2 separate regions of the Homo sapiens genome follow, and region 1 is linked to region 2. A link is a loop called in an ENCODE intact Hi-C map of the cell type or tissue named here. Cell type or tissue: PC-3. All regions are shown on one strand. Each heading gives the region's core, and the rest is flanking DNA. Links, peaks and the distances in the headings are about the cores only.

Region 1 (12,327 bases), core at 3,184-8,183, 99 kb before region 2:
CTATTTATTAAAAAAAATCCGATATGTATGGACAAATAAATGCATAGAAAATCACCAAACTGTCAAGAATGATTACTTAGGGGAAGGGGGAGCTTACTATGTATGTCTATATTCATTGATTCTTTTACAACAGAGTGTATTTATAAATTACTAGTATAATTTAAAAATTTAACATGAATAAAAAACTGCAGTACTTTATTTGGAATTAAAATATGAGAAGTCACTAAATGTATCTTTAACCAAGAATTTCTCAAATAGGAAAAAATACAGCAGAGTTCTGCACTAGTGGTAGTGACAGCAGTTCACATTTTCTCAGATGGTTGAATACTTCCTGTCATATGACATAACTGGGTCAGCCAAAGTAACCCACATCTCATTTCAGAATGCATAAATAGAAATACTACAGAGATGTTCAAATTGTAGACTGGTGAAGGAAGACAACACTCATAGTCATTTCCTTAGGAGCTGTGTCAGGCCTTCAATGGAGGAAGTGACACAATCTGCCTGAATCACTAAAATCAAATAGTGACTTATGTGAAGGAAACATTGCAAAGCCATGTATGTTCCCCTGAAAATAGTGCCTGTTCCTTTAACCTCTCCATAAAAATAAAGTATTAAATATCAGATACAATTCTAGTAAGGAAAGAATCTCTACTAGGTTCTTCCTGTTCCACCTTAACCCAGCATTTATCTTAATATAAAAACTTTAATGAAGTAGAAATTTCACACACATACATATATACAGATAGTTCAGCCCATGCCCCATCCCTTGGGATAAGCTATGTCAGTCATCGGTCATCTGTACATCACATAACTCGTATTTTAAGAAGAATTTATGTAATACTTACTAAAAGTCTTACAGATGTCAGAAACAGCTTTGAAGACTCTATCAGAGAAATTCACTTTCACCTTCACATACTTCATGTTGGGAAGCTGCAGGCGGAGCAGTTTGTGCTGAGGGGTGAACTGAAGCTTAGCATCTGCCTGAATACCATACTTATCTAAGGTCCAATGTGTCTTCAGAAGCCAAGTTCTCTTCTTTTCCCACCAGAGAGCATGGTCAGACCAATCTTTTTTTACATCTATAAAAAACAAACAATAAACAAATCACTTAAAAATCACCAAGGTGATTTTGAGAAATTAAAAGCAGAAAACTAGATAATTGGGTATTTAACAGCAATAATTAACTACTAAGTTACTGTTATGTGACAGGTACAAAAGAAACATTAACAGCTGAGAAAACACGCTCTGTCCTGAAAAGCCAGTACACAAGGCAGCTGAGGCAGAATATATAGGGCAACTAAGAATGTTTGAGTCAACTACAAAATGGGACACATGGATGACAGAGAAAGTACCCTCTTATTCTCAGAAAACAGAATCCTGAGGGCTAGAATAGGAAGGATTAATAAAGACAAGGAGTTGGTGGGCTTGGAACTCGTCCTATAGGAATGGACAATAACATTCTGATGAGAAACTGAACAGACTGTGGTTTATGAAGTTGCAGAAATGTGTGAAGGTGAATAATGGGTGGTGAAAAGATGGGGAACCAAAGTGAACAGAGACCAATATCCTAGGTGAAGAGGAGGAACAGGGAAAACACCCATGAGAAACACTATAACTTAAGAGAAAGCTCTAAAAATAAAAAAATAAAAAACTACATTCTGGCCACATGTGCTCTCCCAAATAGATCCCCGAAAATGGATCTAAAGTCACACTGCCCAACATTTTTCTCTGAGCACGTTTTGGTACAAGTATAACAGGAAACATTAATATCTGTTCAACTATTTAACAGCCTTATGCAACTAAATGAAACCAAATAAAGAAAAGAATGTAATTTACACAAGATTTAGCTACCCCCAGATAAGGCAGGTCGTAACAATAAACTTGTAGCAGTAAAATCCAACTTCAACTAGTTATTTATTTACTTATGACTAGGATAGGAAGTTGGTTTTTAAAGCTGCAATCAAAGTAAAGACTGCTGGGATCAACTGTATGTTAAACTTACTAAGTGCCAAAAAAAGGGAAAGTGATGTTTCAAAAAACAAAACAAAACAAAACACACACAAAAAGAACAGGCCCAGCGTGGTGGCTCATGCCTGTAATCCCAGAACTTTGGTAGGCTGAGGCTGGAGGATCGCTTGAGCCCATGAGTTCGAGACCAGGCAAGGCAACATGGTGAAGTCCCATCTCTATAATTTTTTTTTTTTTAATTAGCCAGGCATGGTGGCATGTGCCTGTAGTCCCAGCTACTCAGGATGCTGAGGTAGGAGGATCACTTGAGCCCATAAGGTCAAGGTTGCAGCGAGCTGTGATGTGAAACTACATTCCAGCCTGGGCAAGGGAGCGAGACTCTGTCTCAAGGAAAACAACTTCCAGGGGAAGGAAAAACATGTGAATGCTGGGCACAGTGGCTCACGCCTATAATCCCAAAACTTTGGGAGGCTGAGGCGGGCAGATCACTTGAGCCCAGGAATTCAAGACCAGCCTGGACAATGTGGTGAAACCCCATCTCTACAAAAAATTAGCTGGGCATGGTACATGTGCCTGTAGTCCCTGCTACTCAGGTGGCTGAGGTGGGAAGATGGACTGAACCTGGGAGGTAGATCAAGGTTGCAGTGAGCTGTGATTGCACCACCGTACTCCAGCCTGGGTGACAGAGCGAGATCCTACCTCAAGAAAAAAAAAAGTGAATAATTTTTTGCAAATAAAAATTAAAACTATCATGCTTCTGAGATAAAGCTCATTTTAATATAGTCGTACCTTTAAAAAGAGTTTATCAACTTTAAGACATTTAAAAGTATGTATTAATCTAGAAATTGAAACACACACACACATAACTAGTCTATCCCTAAATAAAAAATCAGATTTCCACATTGATTATATGGCTGAAACACCTTCTACAATGGTGAAATTTACTTGATACGACTGAAGTTCTCATTATGGAAGAAACATGCCACAGGTAGAAAAAGACTTTCAATTCTCCAGACATTAAAAACCTATTTTAATCAATAAGTATTTTAATGGGAGAATTACGGCTACAGCTACTTGTGATCGTATTACCATTTTGAAATTTCAACATCTGTGGTTTTGGCAAAGTCCTGCCAATCATGTTATTTGAAGTTTGGCAAAAGAATGCATGTAACTGCTATTTTATAACTACTTGCTTAACAGTGATACTTAATTGTATATAGTACCCTACACCCTACTTTCTAGCACAGAATTTGCCAACTAACTTTTGGAAACAGAAAATTCTGATCTACCTTATAGAAGACAACCAAGGTTAGATGACTGATCACATATTACTTTTCTTTCCAGGAACAGAAAACTAAGGGCAGAAAAAGATAACCTGCAAAGAATGCTGGTAATCAAGTAGAGTTACTGTTGAGCTGAACTGAATGATCGGTAGGTAGTATATATAGGCTGAGCCTCCCTAATGTGAAACTCTGAAATCCAAAATGCTCAGAAAACAGGGGAAAAAAAAAAGTTTTAGACTTTAGAACATTTCAGATTTCAGATTTTTGGATTACGAATGCTCAACCGGTTAAGTACAATACAAATATTTCAAAATTCAAGATCAGAAACACTCTGGTCTCAAGCTTTCAGATAAGGAATATTCAACCTGTAATACTTTCTTTCTCACATCTAGTGTCAATGTCACCCACTAAGGAAGCTCCATCATATACTCCCCGTGGGGAGGCAAGGAGAAAAAGAGCTGTAAGAGCACTATGAGTCCACCAGCACATGTCACTTGGGTTCCTCCAGAAGGCATCCCTGACCTAAGAACTTGGGTGCAAGCAGCTTATTTGTGGGAAGGAAATCCCAGGAAGCACACTTGAGGGGATCAGTGAAAGTGAGATGGGGAGAAAAGCCAACTGGAGGTTCCTCACTGCTGTGAGCACCTGCAGTTCAGTCCTTCAGGGCATGCCTCAGAACTCTCCCACAGAGGAGAAAGATGAGGTATCTCTCCACTTCCTTGTTAAGGGTTACTCCTGGGGCCATTACATTAAAAACTCTTAACACTTCTTGGCTGCCAGCATGGGGCTGGCTGCCCTGCACTCAGGCAGAGCAAGCTCAGAGATCCCTGCACCTAAGGAAAAGAGCTTGTCAGCATGTTGGGGATCTGCCCACCAGGAGTGCAGGTGAACTACAGTGAAAGAGGGGGGCCTCCATAGCACCTGTTACAGCCTGAAAGGAATGTTTATTAAATTAAAAAAAAAAAACAGCTGTTTTATTGTAGAAGCAGGGCGCTGCAAAGACATAATAAAAGACAGGCTCAAACAATGTGGCCCAGGAGTAGGTGCTAAAACATAGAGGGCAAAGACACTAACGTGATAAGGAGCTTTTGGGTACAAAATTTACATATGGACACTAATAAAGAGGTAATGTGCCACCAACCACAAAATCTAAAGAATTTTTATAATGTGAGGTATGAAAAGGACTACTGGTCAAGAACTCGACTTTCCAAGTCAAAACTACATAAATGTGAAGCTGGAGGTTAGCAAACTATGAATGGCCCAAGGACCAAATCCTGCCTTCTGCCTTTTTATGGCTCACTAGCTAAGAACAGTTTTTGTACAGTCATGAGTCACTTAACAAGGGGGATAAGATCTGAGAAATGCGATGTTTGGCAAGTTCACTGTTGTGTGAACATCAACGAGCGTATTCACAAACCTAGACAGTATAGCCTACTACACACCTAGGTTATATGGTATGGCCTCTTGATTCTAGGATACAAACCTGTACATATGTTACTGTACTGAATGCTGTAGGCAACTGCAACACAGTGATAAATATTTGTGTAGCTAAGCATAGAAAAGGTATAGTAAAATTAAGGTATTATTAATCTTATGGGACCACGGTTGTATAGTCTGCTGTAGTTGACTGAAACACTGTTACATGGCTCCTGACTGTATTTTTAACTGGTGGGGGTTGGGGGGGGAATCCAAAGAACAGTATTTTACATAATTTTATATAAAGTTCAAATTTCAATGCCCATAAACAGTTTTATGAAACACAGCCACACTACTCTGTTCACACATTGTCTATGTCTACTTCTGCACCACAACATTAGACACAGACTGCATGGCGGCCCACAAAGCCCAAAAGCCCAAAATACCTACTATCCATACTTAAGAAAAAAGAAAGAAAAGAAAAGAAAACTTTGCAGGCCCCTGTTGTAAGCAGTGTTATCTTGCACTTAGATAATGGTACAATAAAATCTCAATTTTCCATCAATTAGGCTTCCAACTGTGACCTCAGAAACATATATCTCCCCTGATACTCATCCTTCCCTTTAAAACCTGTCCCTCCCCCATGAATTCCACCTCAGTTTCTCATCAAAGGAGCTATCAACCTGCACCCACCAAGAGAAGGGGATAGGATCCAAAGATTACATACTGGACATCCTATGAGTGGTCCGTTTACCCACAGAAAAAAAATAAGCTCTCTTACTGACTGGCAACGCTGGTAAAACTAGTCTTTTTTACCCAGAGAAACTAGTGGATGAGTAACAATATAGAAAAAAAATTACACAAAATAAAAGCAGAAATAGGAGACCAGAAAAAAATCAGAAGTGTCAATACCACTCATGGCAAAAGATAAAAACAGAAAAGTAGGTGTTCTGACAGCGAAGTAGAAGACAGTGTTAGAAGATGGGTAAGCTGGACTGTGGGGGCTTGTGACTTATGTTCAAATACTGGGCTTTTCAGTAGCATTCCTGAAGACTCAACACACTACCAACCTAGTCAGCACTACTTGCAGAGTAATCACTACCACAGAATAAGAACATCAGACGTGCTGAATTCGTGAATTCAACAAATACCTGTTGAACATGTACTGTGTGCAAGAAGGCACTGTTCTAGTGCTAGAGATATGATGATGAACAAAACAAAGTTCCAGCACCATTGAGGGAGACCAAGGTGGCTAGAGGAGAGGAAATGGAGATCAGCAGGAGGTGGCATCAGAGAGCCAGGCAGGAGCCTTGTAGGTCACAGTGCATGGTTTAGGTGTTACTATGTATGAGATAAGGCCCTAGAGCAGTAGTTTTCTGCCTGATTGGCATTAGAATCATCTGAGCAGCTTTTAAAAAATACTGATGCCTGGCCCCACCCTAAACTAGGGCTATTTTGGTTTGTGAACAGCTGTCTGTATTTTTTTTATGGGCAGATACTCCACCACCTTGGTGACATCTCTCAAACCAAATATATCAGAATCTCTGTGGGTCTAGGAAATGGTTTTAAGCAGTAGTCACTTGTTTCAAAATCATTACTGATAATTTTGAAGAAGTGTGGTGATGGGGGTATGCAAGAGTTCACTCTTGCAAGAGAGTGTGCAAGAAGTTAATGTGAGAGTGGAAATGACAACCATTTCAGTTATAATGGTTGGGAGGTGAGGAAGTACAAATAAGAAATACAGAAAACTTTTCCTGGATATTTTACTGCAGCAAGGAGAATAATAGCGATCAATAGATAGAATAATAGCTGGTAAATACACAGAATAATAGCTGGTAGATAGAAAGGAAATGGCAGACCCAAGGAGTATTTTTAGCTTCATTTTTAAAAAGGGAAAGCTATTACAGCATTATTTTAAAAGTGGCTGAAATGATTTCGTATTTCAGATCATTTATAATTATTTATAATTATCATTCACTAATTTGCCCTTCAGCAGAGTATCACTTCAAAACTTCCTAAAGACCCGACTGAGCCCCCTCAAACAGGCAAAGCAATGTTTTCCCAACTTCCAGAAAATTAGCTCTTTCTTTGGTGCTGGCTTTATATCACACTACCTATCTTATTTTGAAACTAACAGTATCTCCATATCAAGTCACACAATTGGCTCTGCTCAGACTATCACAAGAACATACCTATTCTATTCATTAGTAGCAAAAACAAATTGTATACACTGATGAAAATCCTGAGAAAAATGATGGTACACCAACTGAGAAGCATTTGCCCAGGCAAGCATAAAAACTAACTGCACATCAAAAAGTACTTAAAGGCCAGGAGCGGTGGCTCACACCTGTAATCCCAGTATGTTGGGAGGCCAAGGTGGGCAAATCACTTGAGGTCAGAAGTTGGAGTTTGAGACCAGCCTGGCCAATATGGTGAAACCCCATCTCTACTAAAAATACAAAAATTAGCTGGGCCTGTTGGTGCACACCTGCAATCCCAGCTACTTGGGAAGGCTGAGGCAGGAGAATGGCTTGCACCCAGGAGGCAGAGGTTGCAGTGAACCAAGACTGTGCCATTGCACTCCAGCCTGGGCAACACAGCAAGACTCTGTCTCAAAAAAAAAAAAAAAAAAAAGCACTTAACTGCACAAATTGTGTATATAGGTGTGTGTGTGAGGTAGTTTATCTCGATGCAGCAACTCTTTTTTCGTTTGAGATGGAGTCTTGCTCTGTTGCCCAGGCTGGAGAGCAGTGATGTGATCTCAACTCATTGCAACCTCCACTTCCCGGGTTCAAGTGATTCTCCTGCCTCAGCCTCTGGAGTAGCTGGGACTACAGACAGGCACCACCACACCCAGTCCAGCTAATTTTTGTATTTTTAGTAGAGGCTGGGTTTCACTCTGTTGGCCAGGCTGGTCTTGAATTCCTGACCTCAAGTGATCCAACCCCCTTGGCCTCCCAAAGTGCTGGGATTACAGGCATGAGCCACCGCGCCCGGCACAGATGCGGTAACTCTTGAAAGCACTTAGTTATCTAGTGTATTACAGCACAGCTTGTCTCTAAAGTGGCAAGTTAAATCATAACAGACTATGCAACTGTAACTTGAAAAACCCACTATGTGCAGAACAGATTTCAGACATCCACACATTGAAGCTTTCCTCTAGCTAAAGACTGAGTAGAAGCATGAACACATTATGATGACTTTAAAATACTTACGAATAATGGCAAGCAAATGAAAATACTACTGTATCACTAAAGTAGTGGTTTAGTTTTCCATGTGGCATCAAAATCCATAATGAAATAACTGTTGATATTCCCTGAATTTGCATAAACTAAAGCTTTGGAAAACTTTCCATACAGGAACTCCCTTACATGTTCTAATCTAGACTCTGGACTATGTTCTAAATAAACATTTCTGATTTCCAGAATGGCAGGCTTGGTATTTCAAACATTAGATGACCAAGTGCAACACACACACACACACACACACACACACACACACACACACACACTCAGCCTGGCACTTGGCCAGAAGTTAGCAAACATCACCGGAGTAGATTCATTCATCTGCATTATAAAACCATTCAAGGCATAGACTACGCTCAAAAACTTGCTCTGAGAGTCCATTTCTCCAAGGTCATGATTTTCAGTTATCCTCCAGGTACAGGCCAACTTTTATTCAGTATATCTTATATTTTAAATTTTGATGTTAAACTTTCAGAAGTAACCCATCACAAATACAAGCTTTCTCAAAAAGGCTCGGGGGTGGGGCGTGGGGGGTAAAAAGCTGTACTATTATGAAGCCATCACTTGTTTTCCTTCTCTGGGGAAGAAAAGGGATTTTATGATTTACTTATAAATTTGGCTTGTTTAGTAATTCTTTTAAGACAAGAACTACTTATAGTTTACTATACCTAGCAAAATTCTAACTTCTATAATAAATTTTAGTAAAATATCTTAATTCTTCAAAACATTTTGCCAGCATTCTGGAAAGAATTATTTCTGTGTCCCTCCTCCCTTATTTAACAGATCCCATCACACCGTATCACGTGCACATAACAGTATCTGACAGACACTCAAACTCCTATCATTAACATTGCAAATTGCTACAACATTGACTGAATCAACAAAAATATCCTCCCTCAACTGTAACAGAATGCTCCTCAAATTCAGAAAGTGGTCGTACACTTGCTTTACAAATAAACATCTGTGTATTCTAAGGAACAGAAGGCTTGGGTTTCTCATCATTAGAGGCTGAGTAAATATTGCTTAGTCTACCAAACAGCTTTTGGTATCACAGTGCTCTCCCACTCCATGAGTCACCAAAAAGAAAAAAAAGAAAAAAATACATATTTCAAAGCTTTTTGCTAGAGAAAATATTATGCCCCACTTTATGCAATTCCAGCTTGCTTACACTTAGAAAATATGAGCACAGAGAAGGGAGACATTATTGAAAACATCCTATTTAATGTTTTCCTAATAAGATTACCAATTCCTACTTGACTGTTTGGATACAGGCTACTAAGACGCAATTATTGGCCAGGCTCACGTCTGTAATCCCAACACTTTGGGAGGTTTGAGGTGGGTGGGTGGCTTGAGCCGAAGCGTTCAAGGCCAGCCTGGGCAACATAGCAAAACCTCATCCCTATAAAAAAAAAAAAAAAAAAAAAAAAAAAAAAATCCAGGCATGGTGGCCTGTGCCTGTGGTCCTAGCTACCTGGAGGCTGAGGTGGGAGGACCCCTTGACTCTGGGTGGTCAAGGTTGCATAGAAAGTTGATCAAATCCCACTCCTGTTGTTTCTGCACGAGAGCTGGAGCCTATGCCTTACCACACATCCATGGATATGCCCCAGATTTGACTTGGGCCTTCAAACTTTGCACAGTGGCTGCTACTAACTTTTTGAGATAATATTCAGATTCCTGGAGACTCAGTTCTGCCTCATCTAAACCACCAGAGACCAAACAAAGACCAGCCCAATACCTCTTGGACTTTATTTAATGCCATAATGTTGTCAGACTAAAGAGAAAAATGAAGTAATTCTTTTTTAAAAAAAGAAAGTTGATCAAATAACTTACTTTTTCTTACCTTAAGTAACCACATCTTAAAAATAAGTAAGCAACTTAGAGTTTGGAATGAAGAGGAGGTTAAAATATTACTTTTAGGGAGGATAAATTTCTAGTTGCATATTTTTAAAGTACTAATTCAGGAAAGAAATGCAAAATTTGTTTAGTATTCTCACACGTCCATAAACTAGAAGCAAAGTTTACATTAGATAATCTTTGCTAAGGCAACATGTCATTGTGACTTATAAGCACAGATAACTTTTCTGGGCACGTGACTTATTTCTGATAAATATATACTTTTGTACTCTGCTAATATTGTAATTCTCTGTACCATTTACTTTTGTTTTAGGATCCTCTTGAGCCCCAAATGAGATATAACTATTACCATAATCAAGAGTTGACTGGAGGTAAAGAACACTACAATCCCAGTGTTCTAGTGACAAAGCCACTAAAGAAGCTGGTTCTGACCTACTGTAAGCAAGCCATGCAGACTCAGCAGACCAGAAAACGTCTTTCTCCTGCTTTTCAGGCTACTTGCTCATACCATTTACCTATACCACTTAGTTGCTCATCTATTAAACTTAGAGGACTTTTCCCTCTTTCATTTCATAGCCAGGCAGACTGCCCAAGACACCCTTGGGGAAACCTACTATTTTTTTCTGTCTACCACGGTGTTTCGAACTTCTCACACTTCTGAGAATCCTCCTCCTTCTCAGTAGACAACCATGGATTCTACTGCAGAAAACACAGAAGCCATCAGATTCAAACTCTTTCACCTTCACGCCAACCCATCTATAAGCCTTCTTAAATTTGTACCCAGATGGGCCTCCTGTCTTTGTGTTAACATGAAAAAGTGTCTCTTCCTGTCTATCTAAAGCCAATCCCACCTCCTACGCTCTGCTGCCCTTCCCATCTTCTAGGAACCGTGTGCTTCTTTCCTTACATTGGCTCTCCAGGTGTCTCATCCATTCTCATAGCTTTAAAAGACACTTATTTTCGTCACTGGTGTCAGCAGCCCAACCTTCTACTCAGACGCCAGCCTATACACCCTACTGCCTATCTCACATCTCTTCTTGATGTCCCACAGATAACTCAATTTATCTAAAATGTAACCCAATTTTTTTTCTTATCCCTACTCTTATTATACTAACTAGCACCAACCGTCAACCCAGTTGCTCAAGCTAGGAATCTGAAAGTCATTGATTTTCGCTTTCCCTCATTCCTTACATTTATCAGCAAACTGTCAAATCCACTTCCAAAAATCTCCACTCCAGTCTCCACTGGCACCACCCTATTTCAAGCTGCCATCATCTCTTGCACTGACTACTGCCACAGCCTCCTAACTGGTCTCCTTCATTCCATTCAGCACTTTGCATACAACAGCCAGAGTCATCTTTTCAGCGCTTTCATGCCATTCCCCTGCTGAAAATCCTTTGCAACTGCTTCTAACTGCACTTAAATAAAATCCAAATGCCGTATCAGGTCTACAAAGCCCCACACAATACAGCCTATCTACTCCTCCAAATTTATCCTGTGCTACTCTTCCTTTGCTCCAGCCACACTGGCCTTTTTTAGTTCTAAGAATCATATAACTAAGCTCTTTCCTGCCGCAGTGCCCTTGTACATGCTACTCCACTCCTGGAATGTCTAACTCTCTCTCATCTTTCAGGTTTTAGCATTAATTCCATATTCTCAGAGAAGCCTTTTTTAGCTACCCTAGCCCTCCAATGTCCTATGTCCCCCCATACTGTTGTATTTCAGTATCCTGTGATATCACTGATCAAAATTTATATTCATTTTGTTTGTTGTTGGTGGGTGGGGGAGGAGGGTGCTATCTTTCTTTCCTAATAGATTATAAACTGTCTAAGAAGACAAAGGCAATGTCTATTTTGATCACCATTGTATTTTCAGCACCTAGCACAGTGCTGGGCAGGCAAGAAATATTTAACAAATGAATTAATCCTCCTTTTGAAAATTTTAAAGATCTCTCATTACTCAAAACAATCTCAACAAGAAACTTATTTTTAAACCATCAATAAAAGCAAATACAAGTTTTACTAATTTATAATTAGTAAAATTATAATTTACTAATACAAGTTGTATGTCTGAAGAATCCATTTTATCTTCAACTTCAGAATTAAAATATACTTCAATACTAACTAGAAGAGTGGCAGAGATTCCCCTAGAAAAAGGAAATAAAACTGAACAGACATCCTGTTCTCTCTCACATCTTCTAAAAAGAATGAATTTCTTTGCTCAAGACAATCTCTATTGTGCAAAGTGTTTATGTTCTAAAAGTCCACTTGTAAGTCTGAGAATTCAGATTCATCACAGAAAAACACTACATAGTTAGGTTCCAAATCATACAATAAATTACCCAACCAAAAATAACCTGACCTATATGACTAGCAACACTCTACCTTACCAACTGTATCATAAAGCCTTTTGCAGAATGTTTCAACTTGAGAAGTAAGAAAAACTGCAAGCAATGGCACCTGCAGAGAGTGAGTTGGATGGGGTAAGAAAGGGAATGCTGCTGCCAAGTTGTGAGGGAGACAATGGCTTCCTGAGGAATATCAAATTGTAGGGCACCT
Region 2 (12,327 bases), core at 3,722-8,721:
ATGACAGGTAGCATTCTCTTTGTTTGAACATGCCAGCTTCCAGGGGAGGTTCCAGTCCATAAGGGGCCTTTGCTGTGTCAATCTTCTTTGTCTTATTAGTACTGGGAATATCCCATCCTAGGGTTGCCCACCTGGTGCTACAGATTAGTGGGTATGTGGCTGGAGGTGTCCCACATCTTGTGAGAGACCAGAGACAGCAATTGCACAAACACAGTTCTCACTGCTGGTGACGGCAAAGGTCTTTGCTTTCCTAGGCCACCTCTGGTGTGAACTTTTTAGGATCATGTGCGTGCATCTTCTACACTCACTCTAGGGATGCCTCTTGCATCCATGGTAAAGATTTATTCTAAGCCTGGAAAGTTATTTCACAGTCTTTCCATGAAAAGGTTTATTGGTTTGAGTTGCTATTGGAATAAACACATTCTTGGAGATCCTATTTGTCAATGGCCAGACGATGGATCCTTTGAATTGGAAAAACTTCCCTATTTGAAAAAAATTTTGTCATCGAAAACAACTGTCCTATTGGCACTATGGGAACATCACATTGTAAAGAGGATGTAGAGGAGGGTAACAGCTAGCTTTAGGGAAGAACAGATTTAGAACAAAAGTTAAAGTCCACACACACTACAAATCCTCCTTCTCCATCCACTTATACTTCCCTTTACCCCCAACTGCCTGTCCCTGACCCTCCAGAAGATCTTCTGGATCTCTGGGCCCCTGGCTTGAATCCCCCTCCTCAAAATATGGCCCCATCTCTTCAGCAAAATCCTTTAACTTGTAAAACTTTTCCAACTTTTTAGAAAATCCCTTAAACATTCAGCTGCCTGCTTTAACTTCCCTTTCCTGGGAAGATTACAGAACACACTCTGGCCTGATCTCCAGGCCTGGGGTATACAGTTTGCCTGTGTAAATGCTGATAGCCAGGAAGTAAATCTGGCCCAGGCTCCAGGAAGACTCCTCCTACTTCCCAGGGTTCTGCAAACTCCGTCAACTCCAGACCTTACTGTGCCGTGCATGTTATACTGGATCCCCACCACAAAGAATTTGTCTCCAGACAGCAGTAGACCCTTTATTTTATGTTTAAAAGTGTATATATTTTTTGAGATGGAGTTTCGCTCTTGTTGCCCAGGCTGGAGTGCAGTGGTGCAATCTCAGCTCACTGCAACCTCCACCTCCCGGGTTCAAGTGATTCTCCTGCCTCAGCCTCCTGAGCAGCTGGGATTACAGGCACGTGCCACCACGCCTGGCTAATTTTGTATTTTTAGCAGACACGGGATTTCACCATGTTGGCCAGGCTGGTCTTGAACTCCTGACCTCAGGTGATCCGCCTGCCTTGGCTTCCCAAAGTGCTGGGATTACAGGTATAAGCCACCGTGCTTGGCCTAAATATTTTTTATTAGTACAAATTTATGGGGTAGTGTGAAATTTTGTTATGTGTATATAATGCATAGTGATCAAGTCAGTATTTAGGGTGTCTCTCCCATCTCCTGAGTACAATACATTTTTGTTAACTACACTCACTCTACTCTGCTATCAAACCTTGAATTTCTTCCTTCTAATTGTGTGTTTGTACTCTTTAACCCACTTCTCTTCATCATCCCTCTTCCTCCCACTCACCCTTACCAGTCACTGTTATTTATCTTTTCACATCCTACCTTCATGTGATCAAATTTTTTAGCCCCCACATATAAGTGAGAACATGCAATACTTGTCTTTTTGTGCCTGGCTTATCTCACTTAAGATGATGATCTCCAGTTCCACCCATGTGGCTGTAAATGACAGGATTCCATTCTTTTTTATGGCTGAGTAGTACTCCACTTGTGTGTGTATAACACATTTTCTTTATCCATTCATCTGTTGATGGACATTTAGGTTGATGTTGTATAGCAGGAGATCTTTTATATTACAAAGCCCTTTGGACCCCACTTTCAGAAGATTCTACCACATTTAGAGAGGAGTTAGAAGGATTGGTAGCCACTCATAATCCCACTCACAGGGACCTCAACTGGCCACTAAGATGTGTTCTTCCCACCTGTGATGATACTGTAGTTATTAGACAGGCCAGATGGACTCTACGGGAACCAACTCTTCCCCACCCACCTCCACCCAGGAAATAAATGGCTGGAACTACTTCTAGACCCTACTGCAAGTGACCAGGAAATGGCTCAGCTAGAGGCCAATATTCCATGCCTAATGGAGGTGATGAAAGAGGCCTTTCTCCCTAAGGTGAATTGGTCTCAGGTTGAAGCATGCACTCAAAGGAAGGAGAATCTCCTAAGGTTTTTATGGAATACTTTATACAAACTTTTAAAAGCCACACTGCATTAAACCAGAAAGCCCCAGAACACAGAAATCTTTTAATTTCTGGCTTGGTTGGAAATCTTCTCCCTGATATAAAGAGGGAAATTCAAAATAGTGTGGCTGCCTGGGTGAGTCAGTCTCTGAGTGTTATTATAGAAGCAGCTATGCAATTCTTTGAAAATAGCTTGCAGAAAATAAGAAAAAAATAAAAACCAACAGCTCTGCCTTCTAAATCCAGTATTTACAGAAACAAAGCTATGAGTCTCAGAGTAACTCAAAATCCCCTCATTTTTCTTACCAACCACAGTGCCTGCCTTGTTTGCCTCCAGATGTCTGCAGATATTTAAAAAACCAGGACACTGGAAAAACAACTGTCCTGCCACTTCAAAGAAAGATGAAGAAGAAAGAAAAAGTGGGGTCCGTAGATCCACCATCCTCAGAAGTTTCATTTTCCCCTTCTGAGGGATAATACCCTATTAATTGATGGGGTCAGCTCATCCTCAACCACACCCCCAAACCCATCATTAAACTTTAAGCAGAGGATTGGGAACTGCATTTCTTAATTGACACTGGTTTGACTTCTTCTACCGTAACACCCAGAGGATTTATTTTTACCTGTCGCCTCTGATTCTGTTTAAGTTGTCAGAGTCTGTGGGCAACCTATTTCACTGCCCATATCTTAGGCCACCCCAATATTCTTAGGCCCTCTCAACATTGTGCTTTTCTGGTTTCTGACTCCTTACCAGCAAATCTTTCCAGAAGAGATTTTTAATGCAAGTTTAATGCAAGCATATAATGCAATGAGAAAGATGTTTTTATTTTCCTGCCCTCAGAACAAACCTAAAACTTTCTACTTTCCTTAATGGAAACCCATCTCAATTTAAAATCCTTTGAAGAGGATGCAGTCTTAAAAGATGCCTGAACTAGTCCTTGGGCCTCACATGCAAATGACACTGGCTTGCTACTAAGCACAGGGCCTGCACACATCGCCTGGGAAAGAAACAAACCTTTCCCACCAGTAGCCCACAATCTTCTCTAATGAGATGCAACGTGAGGAATCAAACATATAATCGACTCCTTTTTACAGCAGGGTGGTGGTGTCTTTATTTCTTTACCCTGTAGCACCCCAAGCTTGCTGGGAAAGAAAGAAGAGAAAGTTGATTCAGATGGGGGTGGGAAGGGGGATGGGGGAATCACTTCTAACCAATTGTACAAGATCCAAGAGCCAAAAGCAACTCCTTTGTAATTCCTTTCTACCCTACCCCATAGTCACTAATCCAGCTACCATTCTTACCTTGATTCCTGCTGACACAGCCTGGTTTACAGTAATTGACCTCTGCTCGATTCCATTGCACCCTGACTAGACATTTCTCTTTGCATTTACATATAAGAGAGACAATTAACATAGACTCACAGACCTCAGGGATATCGTGAGTCTCCCTTAATACTTTCCCAGGTCTTTAAAGCCCACTTAGATTCTTTAGCCCTTACCCAGGGCTCCAATCTTGTGCCATATGCTGATGATCTCCTCTGAGCCTTAATATTAGCATTGTTCGTACCCACTGCCCTTGGCTTACCTAATTTTGACAAACTTTTTCACTTGTATTGCCATAAACATAATGAGATTGCTGCAGGTATTCTAGGACAACTTTTTGGATCTCATATATGTCCTGTAGCATATTTCTCATGTCAGTTAGACCCCATGGTAGCAAGTATGCCCTCACGCCTGTGTGCAGTTACTGCAGCTGCCACCCTAATTGGCAAAGGCGGTACTCTTATATTAGAATCCTCCATTTACCTCTATGTTCCCCCTACTATGTCTGTCTGCTTTCTTATAAGTTTATAAAACACAGCACCTCTCTACATGATGACCGACCACTTCAGAAAAGCCCTGTTAACCATCCCTCCATCACGTTACATCACTGTAACACTTTAAATCCAGCTACTCTACCACCTCTCCCTGCTAATGAAGAGCTTCACTCCATTTCTCATCATTGCCTTAACACTGTAGAAATGGTCTCAAAGCCACGAGCAAACCTCTTAGCTACCCCTTTGGACAACCCAGACTTACTTCTGTTTTGTGATGGCTCTTGTAGATGAAATTGCCAAGGAAACATAACAACTGGCTAGTTTTCCCACATGAAACACTTGAGGTGTGCTCTTTGCTCATTGTAAGATCAGCCCAAGCTGCTGAACCGATAGCTGTCACTCAAGTTTGCACACTGGCAAAAGAAAAAATGGCCACTCTTTACACCGACTCCAGATATGCCTTTGGAGTCTGCCATACTGTTGGCATAATCTGGAAATGCCTTGAATTTTTAACTTCTGCTGGTGCTTCTATTGCCAATGGGCATATAATTGTTGATCTATTACAGGCTATTTTCCTCCCTACTAAAATTACTGTTGCTTATTGTTCAGCCCATACTAAGGAGTCTGGTATTGTATCTCTTGGGAACAATAGGGCTGACAAGGCTGCTAAATACACAGCCAAAAATGTGCCACCTTTTTTTTTTTATATCTAGTTTCTAAACCTGCCTTTATCTCTAGCTGATACTATTGATTATCAGGCAGATGCTCCATGATCTGAAAAGACAAATGGATACAAAAGCATTCAAAACAATGATCAGATGGATTATACATTGGGCCAAAAGGATTTCCTATGGCCCCCATTCTTTCAGCCTTTTGGCTTGCACTTGTCTCCCATCAAATGGGATGTATGTGCAGATGGAGGATAGTTAAGGACCCAAAAGATAAATGGGCACCAGGTGTGGTGGCTCATGCCTGTAATCCCCGCACTTTGGGAGGCCGAGGTGGGTGGATCACCTGAGGTAAGGAGTTCGAGACCAGCCTGGCCAACATGGTAAAACCCCATCTCTATTAAAAATGCAAAAAATTAGCTGAGAATGGTGGCGGGCACCTGTAATCTCAGCTACTTGGGACGCTGAGGCAGGAGAATTGCTTGAACCGGGAGGCGGAGGTTGCAGTGAGCCAAGATTGTGCCATTGCACTCCAGCCTGGGCAACAACAGCGAAACTCCGTCTCCAAAAAAAAAAAAAAAATTATAATTGGTTCTGCCCTGGCACCCACAAAATTTCTGACCGAATTATTTCCCAGCATACTGCTTGTAAATCTCACCAAATTTCTGTAGGAAACCAATATTCCTCAGGAAGTCCTTGAGGCCTACATTGCCTCTTGTGGCACTCCAAGTGGATTTCATAGATTTACCTCCAGCTTTAGGCTATTCTCACTGTTTGCTTATTGTTTCTATGTTTAGTGGATAGACTGAACGCCATCTGACTAGACGTGCTGATGCCACGACAGTGGTGAATAAATGAATAAGATTATTCTTTGTTTTGGCATTCCTTTATGAATTGAGTCAGACCAAGGAATTCATTTTATAGCAGAAATAAACCACTTGCTTGCAAAAACTTTGGGATACTCATTAAAATTTCATACCCTGATCATCCCTTATCCTCAGGGCAAGTGGAACAGAAAAAGCTAGACATAAAAAGGACTTTGGGGAAAGAAGCATTGGAGGGACTGGGTTGTTTTCACTGCCCTAGTGAGCATGAGCTTGTGTGTGGTGTGGGGAGGGCTTTAGGAGCTGAGGCAGCTGGTGCTTGGTGGGGGTGGGGGAACCACAGTCCACCAGAAAAAGCAGATAAAGTATAAGTTCCCCCACATCTTTAAAAAAAGATTTTATTTAAAAATTTTTTAGAGATAGGGTCTTGCTCTGTCACCCGGGCTGGAGTGCAGTGGTGTGACTTTGACCTCCTGGGCTCAAATGATCCTCCTACCTCAGCCTCCCAATAATTAGGACTACAGGCACGTACCACCACACCCAGCTAATTATTTTGTTTTTTATACAGATGGGGGTCTTGTTATGTTGCCCAGGCTGGTCATGAACTCTTGCTGCCTCGGCCTCCCAAACTGTTGGGATTACATGCCCATGTGAGCCACCATGCACAGTCTCCCACGCTTACTTAATCAAGTCTTCAAGTAACAGAAGCCTCACCTTCATATGGAGACAAGTGGTGAGTTACTGGCCCATCTGAATGACTTACTGTTTGTTCATTGATTAGCAGAAGAGTCCAGGACAAATGCCTGTGAGAATAAATGTGGAGTCATCAAAAAGGAGCATGTACCGGCTGCAGCACAGGGAATTCTACAGAACAGAGGCTCAAAATCAACACATTCTTGAAAATTGTATGATGCATTATCTTAGATGGTAACAGGTTGTAAAAGCACTTTTTATGAATCAGCTAATATTGTGGATTATTAAAATATTGGCTAGGTAGAAACAAAAAATTTTAGGAAAATTCTATCAAGAGACTGCACTGAAATGGCCAGAAGCGTTCCCCTAAATACATAAAACCTGTAATACTTGAAATAGAAGGCATGAATTTACCCCTTTGGAAACAATACTTGGTTGTTCTATGCCTACTGGTATCTCTAAGCCTTCTATTCTTGAATTGAGTGAACCATTATGGAGACTTAAGTGAACAATTCGATGCTATGACTAGTTATATACAGGAACTGACAAGTATACTTGGAGCATATCAACAGGTAAAAATGACACAGCCAGCCTCTGCCAACTGACAATGCTTGCCATCTCTTTTGACGAGGAGATCTATGTACATCAAGGTTTTTAGAAGACATTACCTAGCTAGGAAGGACCTTATGAAGTACTGCTAACAACTTATGCCGCTATCTAAATAAAATAAAAATCCTCATGGATTCCTGCAAGCCATGCTAAGCTAGGTCAGCACTCTTAGGACAATTGAGAGACCCCAGATCAGCACTCTCAGGACAATTTGGAAGACCATCCCTGCAAGTGACCTTAAAGTAAGGATTTCCAGGGTTAATCCCCAGGCTCAGGAAGCAGACAGCATCATGAAGTAGACAATTTTTTCCCAAGGTCATTAAGAAACTTCACTTCCACCGATTTTCTCCCCCATTATGTCTCCTTACTCCAAAACAAAAACAAAAATACCTCTTCCTTTTAATGAAGACTCCTTTTCTTTGGCCATTTATTTAAAGGCTGACTGGAGATTGCGCGTCTCTATCTATCCTGTTTTCACTCTGACTCTCCGCTATGGGCTCTCTTCCAAACTCTATTATGCTTTTATAAACTCTTCCAGTTTTCTCAATAGGCCAAGCAGAAACCTGACATCCTCCTACACCAGTTTCCCAAACCCTGGCATATTAGTTAATCAGATTGCTGTCTATGTCCAACATCTAGATCACACAAAAGAACCTGAACTAGGCCAGGCACGATGGCTCATGCCTGTAATCCCAGCACTTTGGGAAGCCAAGGTGGGCGGATGACTTGAGGCCAGGAGTTCGAGACCAGCCTGGCCAACATGGTGAAACCCTGTCTCTACTAAAAATACAAAAATTAGCTGCCGTGGTGATGCATGCCTGTGATCCCAGCTGCTTGGGAGGCTGAGGCAGGAGAATCGCTTGAACCCAGGAGGCAGAGGTTGCAGCGAGCCAAGATTGAGGCACTGTACTTCAGCCTGGATGACAGAGCAAGACTCCGTCTCAAAAAAAAAAAAAAAAAAACCTGAACTAATTTTAATTCCTGCCAAGGAATGACAGGTACTTGCAAAAAGCTGGTAGACCAAGACTGGAAAATAGATCTATGACAAGATACGGCATTTATCACCAAGAAAACAATGTCACTCTACTTCTCCTCTTGGTGAGTTACTTGGATATGGAAAAACTTTCAGGGAAGCTCAAGGACTGTCCTTTGCTCAGGTAAAGCCATTAGAAGGGAATTTTCCCCTTTGTCTTGAAAACAGGAGTGGTACTGGGCCTTTCCTGTGTGACATACCAAGGCAAGACATACCCTGTGGTTTGATTTCACAGGCAGCATCCTCAAGCCTCTTATGAAGGTCATAAATGGTCCTGACACTGACTCTTACGGTACAAACACTTGTCAAATTACCAGATGTTACAGCTGAACCACAAGCCACCCTTGTGTAACCTGGGGTAGCTCATCTGCTTTCCACATTAGGCTGCCAAGCAAGCTGGTGACCCATGAAAGCTGGTTGGTGGCATAGTTTGAAGACCTGAGAGCCACAGAGCCAATGGTGTGTATTCCACTGTGGATCTAAAGACCTGGGAACCAGGCGTACTGAGGGCAGGAGAAGATAAATGCCTCAGCTCAAGCAGTCAGGCAGAGGGAGTGAATCCTTGTTTTCTCTACTCAGGCCCTCAATGGATTGGATGGTGCACATTCACATTGCGGAGAATAATTTCCTTTACTCAGTCTGTCAATTCAAATGCAAATCTCTTCTGGAAATACCCTCATAGGCACACCCCAGAAGTCATATTTAACCAGATATTTGGGCATTCCATGATCAAGTCAAGGTGACACATCAAATTAACTGTCACAGGATCTGACAAAACTTTTCTTAATATCTCTTATTTAAGTGGCAGGATGGAGGTCTGTGTACTGGGTTATTCAGCAATTAAGAGGACCATAGCTGGTTGGTTAGCCATTTCCTTAAGATTAATGTATGTTCTTTAAATCAGAGGAAAGCCTGGTTACAATGATTGCTTCTGACCCTATCCTGTGCAATTCTTTAAGTCTGGAGAAGCACAAAAGACTATCTAAAAAAGTGTGTAGCAGCAGAAACCTGGAAATGTAAGCTCACTGGATGGCAAAATCACTGGATTCTCAACTGATGAGCCCAAATTAACAAAGTGAAAATTTAAATATTATATATATACATATATATATATATATATATATTTTTTTTTTTTTTGAGACAGGATCTTGCTCTGTTGCCCAGGCTGGAGTGCAGTGGCAAGACCTCTGCTCAGTGCAGCCTCAACTTTCCGGGCTCAGGTGATCCTCCCACCTCAGCCTCCCGAGTAGCTGGGATTACAGGTGTGTGCCACCATACCTGGCTAAGTTTTTAATTTTTTTTTTTAGAGATGGGGATTTGCCATGTTGCTCAGGCTTGTCTCAAACTCCTGGGCTCAAGTGATCCACCTGCCTTGGCCTCCCAAAGTGCTGGGATTATGGCATGAGCCATTGTGCCTGGCATATAATAGATATTCATAATTCAGGTGGTCCAGCATCCAAACCCTTTTATTTATTTATTTATTTATTTATTTATGTATTTATTTAGAGACAGAGTCTTGCTATGTCACTCAGGATGGAGTGCAGTGGTGCGATCACAGCCCACTATAGCCTTGATCTCCTAGGCTCAAGTGATCCTCCTACCTCAGCCTCCTGAGTAGCTCGAACTACTTGTGTGTACCACCACTCTTGCCTTTTTTCTTTGTAGAGACTAGGTCTCACTGTGTTGCCCAGGTTGATCTTGAACTCTTGGACTCAAGTGATCCTCCTGCCTTGGCCTCTCAAAGTGCTGGGATTACAGGTTTGAGCCACTGTGCCCAGCCTAAACTCACTTTATATGTGCATGTATTACTTGCAAATTATTCTAGCTTCTATGTGGAATGTTGAGAATTTAAATACTTGAGGATATTTTGCATTTGTGAGAAATAAAAATATTGAAGGTAATTAAATCCTTTTGTTAGCCTGTATGAGGTTGGTGCAAAAGTAATCGCAGTTTTTGCCATTGAAGGTAATGGCAAAAACCGCAATAACTTCTGCACCAATCTAATACATAAACTGGTTCTACAACTCCCAGGATCCATTGGCATCAAGAATTGAGAGAAGTTGTGGGGAAATGGAGGCCTTCTTACCTTTAACTCTCCTTGGCACAGCACAAAGGACCAAGGCTTCTCCCTGGGAAATACAATCTGGGTACTCAGTACTGGCAGGATTTAGAGTCAAACAAGAGCTTCATTCAGGCTAATGAGAGTTGGTACAAGTAATATTGCTGTAAGGATTCTTCTGACTACTGAGCATGCATATTAACCAGCTTAACTTTTGTTCCTTGTTTTTGCAGTTACAGCAAGTGATCTGGTTTAAGCCATCTTCCCTACTCCTTTTCCTGTTTTGTGACACGTATTTCTGTAGGCTGATTGAGCTGCACCAATAGAACAGGCTGTGAACTCCTAAGGTGGGAGTAGGGAGGTGGAAGGAGAGAGGCTTGGCTTCTTGAGTTTTCTGTATCACCTCGGACAATTGCAAGCACATAGGAAATTACTGTTGGATTGAATTGAACCAAACTGGAATGGAACTAACTGACCCGTAAGATGAAAACCACATACAAACAAGGAATGCTTGTGTTGGGGTTCAGAAAAAGATCCCTAAAATATGATACTTTGACATGCTGAACTAAAGAAGAAGCCTCAAGGTCTCTCTGACCTCCCTGCCCGCTTCTCTTTCAATACTCTCTCTCTCCCAAAGCACAGGATGTAGCTGTTCTTGGAAGTTCCCTTATCTACCTAGAAACTGGACCCATGAAAGAGAAACACAACTGTCTTTGATCCCCTCCCTGAAATTTCATAAACCAGAGATTAAAACTCGTATCACCAAGGAAGAGGCTGAAAATTAAACACCACATCTAGAGCTCAGCTGAACTTTTTTCCAAACTATTTTCTGTTCTCTGGCTCCATTAAATTCCCCCAAATAATTATTTGATAGTCATTGTCTGAGCATTGGACCCATTCATTTCCCCTAAAAATAATTTATTACCTGCTATAGTTTGGATATTTGACCCTCCAAATTTCATGTTGAATTTTTTTTTTTTGACAGAGTCTCACTTGCTGCTCAGGCTGGACTGCAGTGGCACGATCTTGGCTCACTGCAACCTCCACCTCCCAGGTTTGAGCAATTCTCTTGCCTCAGCCTCCTGAGTAGCTGGGACTACAGGCGCACACCACCATGCCCAGCTAATTTTTGTATTTTTAGTATGGACAGGGTTTCACCATGTTGGCCAGGCTGGTCTCGAACTCCTGACCTCAGGTGATCTGCCCGCCTTGGCCTCCCAAAGTGCTGGGATTACAGGCATGAGCCACCGTGCCTGAACTTCATGTTGAAATTTTATCCCCAATGTTGGAGGTAGGGTTTAATGGGAGGTGTCTGGGTCATGGGATGGATCCCTCATGAATGTCTTGGTGCTGTCCTTGAGGTAATGAGTGAGTTCTCGCTCTATTAGCCCTCAAGAGAGTTTCCCCAAGAGCTAGTCGTTCAAAAGAGCCTGGCATCTCCCTCCCATCTCCCTTGCTTTCTCTCTCATCATATGATCTCTGCACACTGGTTTTCCTTTGCCTTTCACCGTGAATGGAAGCAGCCTGAGGCCCTCACCAGAAGCTGAGCAGGTACCAGTGACATGCTTCTTGTACACCCTGCAGAACTGTAAGCCAAATAAACCTCTTTTCTTTGTAAATCACTCAGCCTTGGGTATTCCTTTATAGCAACACAAATGGACTAAGACACTACCCCTCAGAATGGCCATATTTTCCCCATCTCCTTTTCCCCCATGAAGGAGAGTATATAAGCATATGGACCTCATTGGGTTATTAATCATTCTCCTGCAATTCCCCTGTGCTTATGCATATTAAATAAACATGTATACCTTTTTCTCCGAATAATCTGCTTATTGTCATTCATTTTCAGTGAACCTTTAGAGGGTAAAGGGGAAACTTTCCCTTGGTCTCTACACTTGCTAGATATCTAAACAATTAAATTAATAGATAAAGCAACTTTGGACAGGGAGAGAAACTGGAAATGTGTTTTTCCTTGATCTTCACATTATAGCCTGAACTATTGTATAATAATTTATTAAGAATTAAGGGATGCCAGGCGCTGTGGCTCATGCCTATAATCTCACCACTTTGGGAGGCCGAGGCTGGTGGATCGCCTGAGGTCAGGAGTTTGAGACTAGCTTGGCCAACATGGTGAAACCCTGTCTCTACTAAAAATACAAACAATAAGATGTCAGCTGAAGCACCTTTTCCTTTGAAATTCAAAGAAAATTAGCTTGAACTCGTGTCCCTCCTCAGGAAAATCTGGGTGATTTATGCATTTTCCAGTTACCTCAGTATTTGGAGAATTAATTTTATTTATATTTATTTTAGAGATAGAGTCTCACTATGTTC

What was found. A loop is a pair of places that touch in the nucleus more often than their neighbours do. Peaks named below come from ENCODE experiments on the same cell type or tissue, not always from the same donor. Only the 100,000 strongest peaks of a DNase experiment are listed, where the experiment ranks them.
Region 1: a loop joins it to region 2, with 2.0 times the contacts of the local background. A loop is called at or near these places in 1 of 110 quality-filtered maps.

Annotation. Positions count from the first base shown.
Region 1 is chr14:52,918,275-52,930,601 of GRCh38, forward strand. It overlaps FERMT2 (FERM domain containing kindlin 2), which reads right to left. Exons shown (of 15, transcript NM_006832.3): 3 at 849-1,082. It overlaps LOC105370500 (a long non-coding RNA gene), which reads left to right. Exons shown (of 3, transcript XR_943867.3): 3 at 10,083-11,960. Among named protein-coding and RNA genes, the nearest start is that of FERMT2, 27 kb to the right of the region's middle. RefSeq lists an enhancer at 345-454 and a silencer at 7,537-7,831. In PC-3, for the core only: a CTCF peak has its summit at 5,938; a DNase peak (open chromatin) is centred at 4,607; H3K27ac peaks cover 1,006 bases.
Region 2 is chr14:53,017,117-53,029,443 of GRCh38, forward strand. No RefSeq gene overlaps it. Among named protein-coding and RNA genes, the nearest start is that of FERMT2, 72 kb to the left of the region's middle. In PC-3, for the core only: no CTCF peak of the experiment used is centred there; a DNase peak (open chromatin) is centred at 5,675; H3K27ac peaks cover 635 bases.